Regions from separate parts of the Homo sapiens genome. Here region 1 is linked to region 2. A link is an interaction called in ENCODE POLR2A ChIA-PET data of the cell type or tissue named here. Cell type or tissue: GM12878. All regions are shown on one strand. Links, peaks and the distances in the headings refer to the core of each region. The heading gives the core; the rest is flanking DNA.

Region 1 (4,230 bases), core at 226-4,225, 270 kb after region 2:
AAGGTTAGATGGAAACATGATTGTAGTAGCTAACCCCTGTGTCCAGTTTGGTAAGATTCCAGTGAAGCCGGGGTGGGGGGCTTGAGAGACTGAAGGCCATGATGAAAACAAAAGGGCAGGCTTATTGAGTATAAGGGAGAAGGGAACTTTTCAGATAGAGGGATCCAGGTTTTGGAACATGAGATAGAAGAATTGGAGTTTTTCTAGTGTCGAAGGCCTGGCTGCATTTGTGTTGTGGTGCCTAGTTGTGTTGTCTATTGTATATTGGAAGGGCTGTCAATGTGGAGTTGTAGTTGCTGGTGGTGACAGGAGCCAGGATAAAGAAGGTGGTTGTGAACTAGGGTGAAAGTCTTAAGGGGCTCCCCTAAAGGTAGGTAGAAGATTATTACAAGGTTTTAGAGGGGCCATTGTGAGTCATTGAGCTCCTGAGACAGTCTGAGGAGTAACAGTGGGATGATGATCGAACATCAGTATATTTATTGCAGTATCACAGATTGTCTGGAAACTTAGCAGCTAAGACAACAAATGTATGTTATCTCACAGAGTTTGTGAGGGTTAGAATCCAGGAGCTGCTTAGCTGAATAGTTTTGGCTCATGATGTCATGAGGTTGCAGTCAAGTGGTCCAGGGCTGTAGTTGTCAAAAGACTCAACTGGGGCTAGAGTATCTGTTCCTAAGCCCACTCAGGTGGCTTTTGGCAGGAGGCTTCAATACTGTGCCATGCAGGCCTGTCTACAGGGATGCTCATGATACAGCAGCTGGTTTTACCCCCAACAAGTGATCCAAGAGAGGCACAGAGTACAAGAGAGTGATCCAGTGTCTTTGAAACCTGCAGTGTCTTTTATAAATTGATTTAGGAAGCAACATACCATTACTTTTGCTGTATTCCGTGGGACGTGTAGAACAACCCTGGAACAGCGTGGGAGAGGTGGAGGGGATTTGTTCCAGGCAAAGAGCAAAATTGGTCATGGATTCAGTCTCCATGGAGTAAATACTCCAAAGGACAGAATTAAAGGGGCCAGTAGGGAGACTGGAAGTGGGGGAGTCTGGACTAAGTCTAGACTAAGGGGGTGTGTTGCAGAGAATGCTCAGCCAAGTTCTTTTGGAATGAGAACAGGAGAACATTAGAGTTGGGGATATGTATGTGGGGCAGGAATTTTCATCGGTTTCTGTGTCATGGACCATGTTGGTAGTTTCATGAAACTTATGGACTCCTTCCCAGAATACTGTTTTTAAATACAAAAAATAAGAAGTAAATGAGATTACAAAGGAAATCAGTTGTATTGAAGTAATAGCTACCAAAATACTAAACTAAATTTGTGATATATAAGAAAATACATTTTAATATAGGTAAAAAGTTGGGGATAATTGATTTAACTTGAATTAAAACCAAATTCCCATTAAAGTACATGGACCATTCCCAAGATCATGGACCCTAAGTTAAGAACTCCCAGCCTACGGAGATGGTTGAGAACCATAAGGTTGAAGGAGGTGAGAAGGTGAGTGGCAGGCTTCAGGGGCACATCCTGCTTAAGGATGGTGGTGGAAGGGGTTGTTTGGGGGCTAAGTTTCTTTTAGAATGTTTGTGGTAGTCAGGGTCCAGTCCAGGTGGTTTTTGGAAAGGTCTTTCCAGGTTTTTGGAAAGGGCCTGAGAGCTAGCTGATGGGAATAAGCTATTTTTGAATTTACTTTGGGGGAGCCATTTTAACTATGTTACTTGAGAAATAGTCAATTATATTCTGAAAATATTTAATATTTGGTTTTCCATGTTTGAGTGTTGACTAATGGTTGGGCTCATGGAGTTAAGATATAGTGAGAATTTTCATGGTTAATGGTAATCTTGGCCAATAAAGTCTAGTTGAACTGAATTTCCACGTAGGAGTTTTTAAATTTTTTATTTTTTTCTTTTCTTTTGAGACAGACTTTCTCTCTGTTGCCCAGGGGAGTGATCATGGCTCACTGCAGCCTTGACCTCCCTGGCTCAAGTGATCCTCTCACCTTTCAGCCTCCCCAGTAGCTGGGACTACTGGTGCATGCCACTAATGCCTAGCTAATATTTTGGGGTTTTTTGTAGAGGCAGAGTTTCATTATGTTGCCCAGGCTGGTCTTGAATTCCTGAGCTCAAATGATCCTCCTGCCTTGGCCTCACACAGTGCTGGGATTACAGGTGTGAGCCACTGCACCAAGCTGCAGTTTCAGAATAGGGAGTCAGGTAACTGTGCTGGGTATGCAGGGTTTTTGAAATATTATTTCTTTAATAGCAATAGCAGTTAGTTGTCTGCATATATGATGTAGATAACATTATCATTAAACCTTACTCTTTGAGAAGAAGAAGAAGGGGCTGGAAGACCTGTTGCTTCACACCCCACTGTGGCTGGAAGGCTACCTTTGGGATAATCGTCCAGGTTGGTGACATCAGGGAACAGGCTCACTGTGGGTTCCCACGGTATTCTCTTTGGGGTTTTTTTTTTTTTTTTTTTTTTTTGGCAGAGTCTCTCTCTGTCACCCTGGCTGGAGTGCAGTGGCGCGTTCTCAGCTCATTTCAACTTCCTCCTCCCGGGTTCAAGTGATTCTCATGCCTCAGCCTTCCAAATAGCTGAGACTACAGCTAATTTTTGTAGTAGTATTTTTAGTAGAGACAGGGTTTCATCATGTTGGCCAGGCTGGTCTCAAACTGCTGAGCCGAAGCAATCCACCCGCCTCGGCCTCCCAGAGTTGGTGGGATCACAGGCGTGAGCCATTGTGCCTGGCCTTGAATTCTGTTTGTTACTCGCAGATGCTCAACTGTGATTTTAGAATTCTGTGTATGTATTTTTATTTAGCTCCACAAACTAGATATGACTGAAATGTGAGGTTAAATTAAATCTTTGCAACATTTGTTGCTATTTAGCATTTTAAAAAGAATAAAAAAATAACAAAAGAAAGTTCTAGCCTTCTTTGGTTTGTTGTTTTCTTGCTTAGAGGCCTGTGCAGTAGTGCTCCCATCTCACTCCTGTCAGGCTGAGCTTCAGAGGTTGGCAGTCTGTGTTTAAACTTGCAGATGCCAAATGCTTTTTTAAAAACTCAAGAGTGGTAACAAATGGAGAGGAAGAAAGGGCTTGAGGTCAGTGGGAACTAACCCTTTAAATACCGTGCTTTTTTTAAGTCCAAGTTAGGGTACTTGAAACTTGTGGTGTGGGAGAAGAGTATTTGCAGTTTCCCTTTATCAGCTGTGATTCTCTGCTTCTAAAGAATGTTTTTATTGTGTGCACGATGGTTAGTCTACTGAGGTTTTCTGTCCTCTCTCCTCTTCCTGTGATGTGTCTATGAACAACACCCTTTTCCATACATTTTTATGTGCATCTTTGAGTATTTCCTTGTGATAAATTCTTAAAGAGAATTACTGAATCAGAGGATAAAACATTTTTGTGACTGTTACTGAAAACTTATTCTGGTATATACTTTCATTGGTAAGGAAATAATACCAGTGTATTTTAAGATTAAAGAAAACCTTGAGTTATTGGGAAATTTTGCTGATTTCTTTTAAATACTGTTGTTTTCTGCTTCCACTTATGATACATGAGATGAGAGGAAGGTTTCTTTTGTATTTAAGGTGTCTCAACAAGCAGCAAAGTGTATTCCAGCAATGGTGTGTCCTGAACTGACAGAACAAATCCGGAGAGAGATAGCTGCCTCTCTTCATCAGAGAAAGGGGGATTTTGCTTGCTATTTTCTGACTGACCTTGTAACATTTACATTGCCAGCAGGTAACTCCAAAATCTAACGTAAAAAGACTTTTTTATTTTATTATAGTTACATTTGTGTATGTAGGTGAAAAATGTTTCTGTTAGAAAGCACATAACATAGCTACTGTATGTGCATCTTAAATTACTTGACTGTCTTATATATGCTGGAAGTGAGCATACAGAGGATTACTTGTTAGGAAATGCGTCTGCTATCTGAGAGGAAGACAGCAGTTGATAGTAACGGATTTCTTTGTGGACCTCAGATTATTTTTTAAAAATCTGTTGTACTCTTTTATTTTTCTCTTTGGTTTTATTTTAGAATATCCTTTAAAAAAATCTCCTTTGAAAAATTTTCCCTTTTCATGCTTGTGTGTTATTTGAAATTAGATAGCTATATTGGTTACCTGGTATTAAGAGATGGGATTAGAACATGAGCTTTTGATGGGTAGAGTCAGGTTATTTGAATTGAACACACTGCATCCTCTTGAATATGTCATTCCTTTTTT
Region 2 (4,510 bases), core at 245-4,244:
CTCTCCTGGGCCATCTGGACTTTTTCCCACACACCTCCCTTCTCCGGGGCCTCTGCCTTGGTCTCTGGGCCTCAAGACCTGGCCCTACAAGGGCGACTCTCTCTGTCATCACAAACCCACCAGACTTCCACCTTATTATAACTTACACAGTGCAAAGACTAGAAATCCTTGAAATAAAGACCAACATCTCCACAACCCAGTTTACTGGTCTGGCCCGGTTGACAGCTAAAGCCTAGGCAGGGTTGAGGGGCTGGGCATGCCGGGGCCTCTCTCTTTCCCAGCATGACGCAGGAAGGAAGCGCAAAGGTGAGGTTGTCCCAGGAAGCAGGCGAGGAGGCAGGCTTCTGAGCTATGTGTCTGGGGCCCTGAGGGTTTGCTGAAAGCTGTAAACCACCGGGGAGGTATTCAATCCTGTGGGGACGGGCCTCCCAAGTATGTCACATGGAAAACCAGGGCCAGCTGATCTCCCTGTCTCCATCTTCTTCAGTGGCAGCATCAAGAGCACCGCCAGGTGTCCCAGAGCCATGGCAGGTGGTTGAGAAGAAAACAGTCTCCCTTCGTCACCCACCTGAGTCCAACTCCGCTTACTGAGGGACCTTGCAGAGGGCCACCTCACTAGACCTCAGTTCTCCCGTATGTGAATGATGCCACTGGCAGAGCCAGCGGGGCCCAGCATGTAAGGAGCCTGGCACAGTGCTCAATCTGACACATCACCTCATCTATGGCAACTGTATCTGAAGAAGAAAAACAAAACACCGCACATGGAGGGAGGACCGAGAAGGAAAGGCAAGGGAGACTCTGAGGTCTGACCAAAGTAACCTTTGAATCTGAAAGCCCACAGTCATCATCATCTATCATCTGAGAGTGGTTTCTGAGTCCACGCAGACGTTACAGAAACTCATCCGGCAAGACGTCCCCAAAGGTGGGCAAGGAGAGCCACAGAGAGACACTGAGAGGTCAAACAATGCCCAATCATCTGAAGCATCAAGTAATCAATGGTCATCTTTTTTACCGCCTATAAAAAACAGTAATTCACACTTGCACAGAAACAGAAGATCAAGGCAATCTTCTCTGGAAGGCATGTCAGCAAAATGAATCAAGAGCCTTAAAAATGTCCCTGCCCTCCAGCCTGTCTATTCCACTCCTGGAAACTATCCTAGCAAATCATCACAAAGGCAGACAAAGAATTAGGCACTTACCTAGCCACTGTTCATCACAACAGCAAATAAAACAGCCTCTTGACCCAACAGCCTAGATGTAGTTACATCACTAAAGACATTCTGATACATTTACCACCCAATGCGGTACTGTAGACCATTAAAATGCATGGAATGAACAATTTTAATGCTGTGGGAAGATGATGGTAACTACTCCAAGTGAAAAAAGCAAACAAATATAGTTTTACATAATTATATGTTCATCGTGGAATGGGCTATATAAAAAATGCTAAGAACATAAACATACACAAAAATATCAACAGTAACTCTCCCTGGGCATTGGGGCTACGAGAGATTTTTATTGCATACTTTACACTATTGTGCATTTTCTGAATGAAAAAAATCAACATGAATTACTTTAATCATCAGACAGAAATTCTCAATGTTGGAGTTGTAAACCACACACCAGTGCCTGTCCCTTCACTCAGGCACCGTAGGGGACCAAAATAGTTAAAACACACAGAAGAGTCCCGGGGCTGCTCTTTTTGAACTTGTGTCCAGAAAGTGCTTTGAGTGTCTCACCTGGAGGACTCAGACCCTGGCTGGAAGGACTAGGAGGACAGCTTCCAGGATGGCCTTGAGTACTTACCCATAATTCCACAAGAGAAAAGTGTAGGTCCTTGACTCATCTTCTTTGGCGTGTGCTGAAAACAACCAGAAAAGCTATTCACTCTTCAAATCATAGGAAGCATGTTTGCACTGACTCTACTGATCCCTTCTAAAGTCACAATAAAAGGGTGACTGTCCTTTGCCAATGTCAGATCAGGGAAAGGAGGAAAAGGTATTCAAAGAGAAAACATCTGCACAAAATTAGGCCCAGATTTTTTGTCCCAAGTCTCTAGTGAGTTATGGAGTCCATCGAGTTAATGGGCTTTGAAAACACACAGAAAGCCCCACGACTTCTGACACGAGGGGATTTTTCCACATAAGTGATGTGGAGGCGGCCCGGGGGCAGGATGGATGGTAAACAGTGGAACAAGCTTCCCTGAGCTGGGCTGAGAAGAGACCAAGAGAGGAGGGGACCTCCCTGGGGACACGAAGAACCTCAAGTAGGGAGCAGAGGGCCCCAGGTCCGACTCCGAGACCCCTCCCTTCCAGATCCAGGGAGAACAGCTCTCCCGCTCTGGTGAGAAGCATGGGGAGAGCTCGGAAGGGCTGGCGTCTGCTCTGCAGACTGTTTTGTGGCTACATCGAGTCCCCTTGAGGCATTTTCTCTGAACTGAAACAGAAACTCAAGGGTTATATTTGGTCTCAACATAACAGCTATGGCTTTTGAACTCCTTGGCCCTGTATTTCCACAATGGTTTCCCTTTCCACTGCAAACATTCTACAGCTTCCCTGATGCCCCCCGCCTACCCTCAACTGAATGCTATGGCCACCAGGCAGAATAGGCCAACGAGGCCTAGAAGAACCCCAAATCCAGGGCACTTGCTCCATGGCTACACAGTAAGCTGGGTGTGGAATATTCTGGGGGTTCCTCATGCTAGGTGATACCCAGGTCAAGAGGCTCGCTCGGTCCTCTCATGAGCAGAGACTACCCAGCCAGAGCCCCAGGAAGGAGCTCTGCCTCAAGTGCTCCAAGGCTTCCTCACTCACTCGCCCACTCGCTCAGTGGGCACGGGCTGGTGATTCTTCCTAGGCGGGCTGTGCTGGGGGTTGATCATGCAATGATGAAAGGAGCTCTTAGCCCCAGAGAAATGAGCCTGTCACAGAAGGCTCTGACTTCTAAAAGGAACCCTGAACACTCCCCATATCAAAATGACACAAACAGACAAGACTTCCAGGCTGGTAAGTGGACAAGGGCCCAGGTTCTGGCTCTTTAAGGCCTGGCAGGAGGATGGGGCTGACTAGGAACGCCTGGCCCCTCCAGGTAAGAAGGCGGCAAGCACCTGGCACCAGCTCCCTCACTTCATCCCCATCCACCCAATCCAGGGACCTCTGCACAAGGTCAACGCCGTGTTCATCCCACGGGGTTACTAAGGGTCCATGCTGACCAACCTGGGGACACAGAGGTGAAGGAGGGCTCACTCTTCATGGAAGACGGTCACAGACAAACCACAGGGAGATCAGGGCTGGAGGGGATGTCCAGGGCAAGTGTGCTGGGATGAGGGTGGAGGTCGGGGCAGCCTCCTGGGGGGGATGCTTAGACACTTGATGAGGACCACAGGAGCTTCTAGGGCGGAAGGGGAACGGGGCAGTCCTCCTACAGGTTGCCCTCCTCAGTTTAAAATGATCCTAACAGTATCATCAGGCTCAGTCACCCTCCTGGATTCCACAGTGATGTAACCATCCCCTCTACCGCCATCTGTGGAAATATCTGGGAAGAATTCAAAATGGCTGCACCTGCTTCCTCCCATCCCCCAACACAATCCCAGCTGAGAGGTGCAGCTGAGAACACACCGAAGTCATCCAATGGCAAGTGGATGACAAGCGCATGAGAGCACTGCTGCTGGGGCTGCACTGCCTGCACAGCTGAGAGCTCAGCCTGTGGACGCCAGGCAGGCGCCCAGTTTGCAGGCTCAGAGAGGGAAGTCAGGCCAGGGTCTTGCTTGCCAAGGAAGGCAGCTCCCAGCACTAAGGGAACACCTGGGCACAAGGAAATTACCCCCTGGGGAACCCCGGCCCCCAGCCCGTGCCTGCCAGGTGGGAGAAGGTAACCCAGGGTGGGAGGCCAGAGAGGCCACACCAGGATGGGGGCTGGGGAGAGCAGAATTGAACAGGAACACTGAAGCACCCCGCGTGCTTCACTGGCATGCATGCAGGAGGGCTTGGGGCTTTCCACACCAAAGCAGGAAGCCACGTAGTGAGCCGCCCCTGCCTGGCCAGCAGAACAGTGCTTGCTGGCCGCCTCTCACCAAGCTGGCATGTTCTAGACCAAGGGGGACCTCAGGGCCCTCCTGACCCAGGCCTTCGCAAGGAACACTGCCAGAGATGCTGGGGTCTGTCTGCCCACAGAGGCAGCACTGGGCCAGCACACAGAGCACCCCAGGCACTCGTTCATACATTCACTCAACTTGCTCATTCATTCATTCAATGAGGACTTATCAGCATCTGCAGCAGGTCCCCAGAGTGGCCTGCCATTTCTAACCTGGAAAACTGACTCCTCACCACCCCACCATTGGCCCTGATCCCAGCCACTGCCAGCCCCAGTGAACGCCCCTCCTAACCGCTCTTACAGCCTGTACCCTCGGCCCCCATTCCCCACCCTCCATCCAGAACCCAGAGCCATCTTCTTAAAGCAGAGATCAGACCACGTCATTCTGTTCCAACAACTTCCCACCACAACCAGAATC

The links. Peaks named below come from ENCODE experiments on the same cell type or tissue, not always from the same donor. Only the 100,000 strongest peaks of a DNase experiment are listed, where the experiment ranks them.
Region 1: POLR2A ChIA-PET joins it to region 2 with 8 read pairs; 2 of 35 experiments call an interaction of 5 or more read pairs at or near these places.

What each region holds. Positions count from the first base shown.
Region 1 is chr10:124,968,374-124,972,603 of GRCh38, forward strand. ZRANB1 (zinc finger RANBP2-type containing 1) reads left to right here. Exons shown (of 9, transcript NM_017580.3): 3 at 3,592-3,745. Among named protein-coding and RNA genes, the nearest start is that of ZRANB1, 28 kb to the left of the region's middle. RefSeq lists enhancers at 2,179-2,358, 2,449-2,548. In GM12878, for the core only: no CTCF peak of the experiment used is centred there; DNase peaks (open chromatin) are centred at 2,088, 2,488 and 3,138; H3K4me3 peaks cover 1,061 bases; H3K27ac peaks cover 2,395 bases.
Region 2 is chr10:124,694,352-124,698,861 of GRCh38, forward strand. It overlaps FAM53B (family with sequence similarity 53 member B), which reads right to left. Exons shown (of 5, transcript NM_014661.4): 3 at 1,807-1,861. Among named protein-coding and RNA genes, the nearest start is that of FAM53B-AS1, 7.4 kb to the right of the region's middle. RefSeq lists enhancers at 2,164-2,343, 2,354-2,603. In GM12878, for the core only: no CTCF peak of the experiment used is centred there; a DNase peak (open chromatin) is centred at 2,470; H3K4me3 peaks cover 1,271 bases; H3K27ac peaks cover 2,776 bases.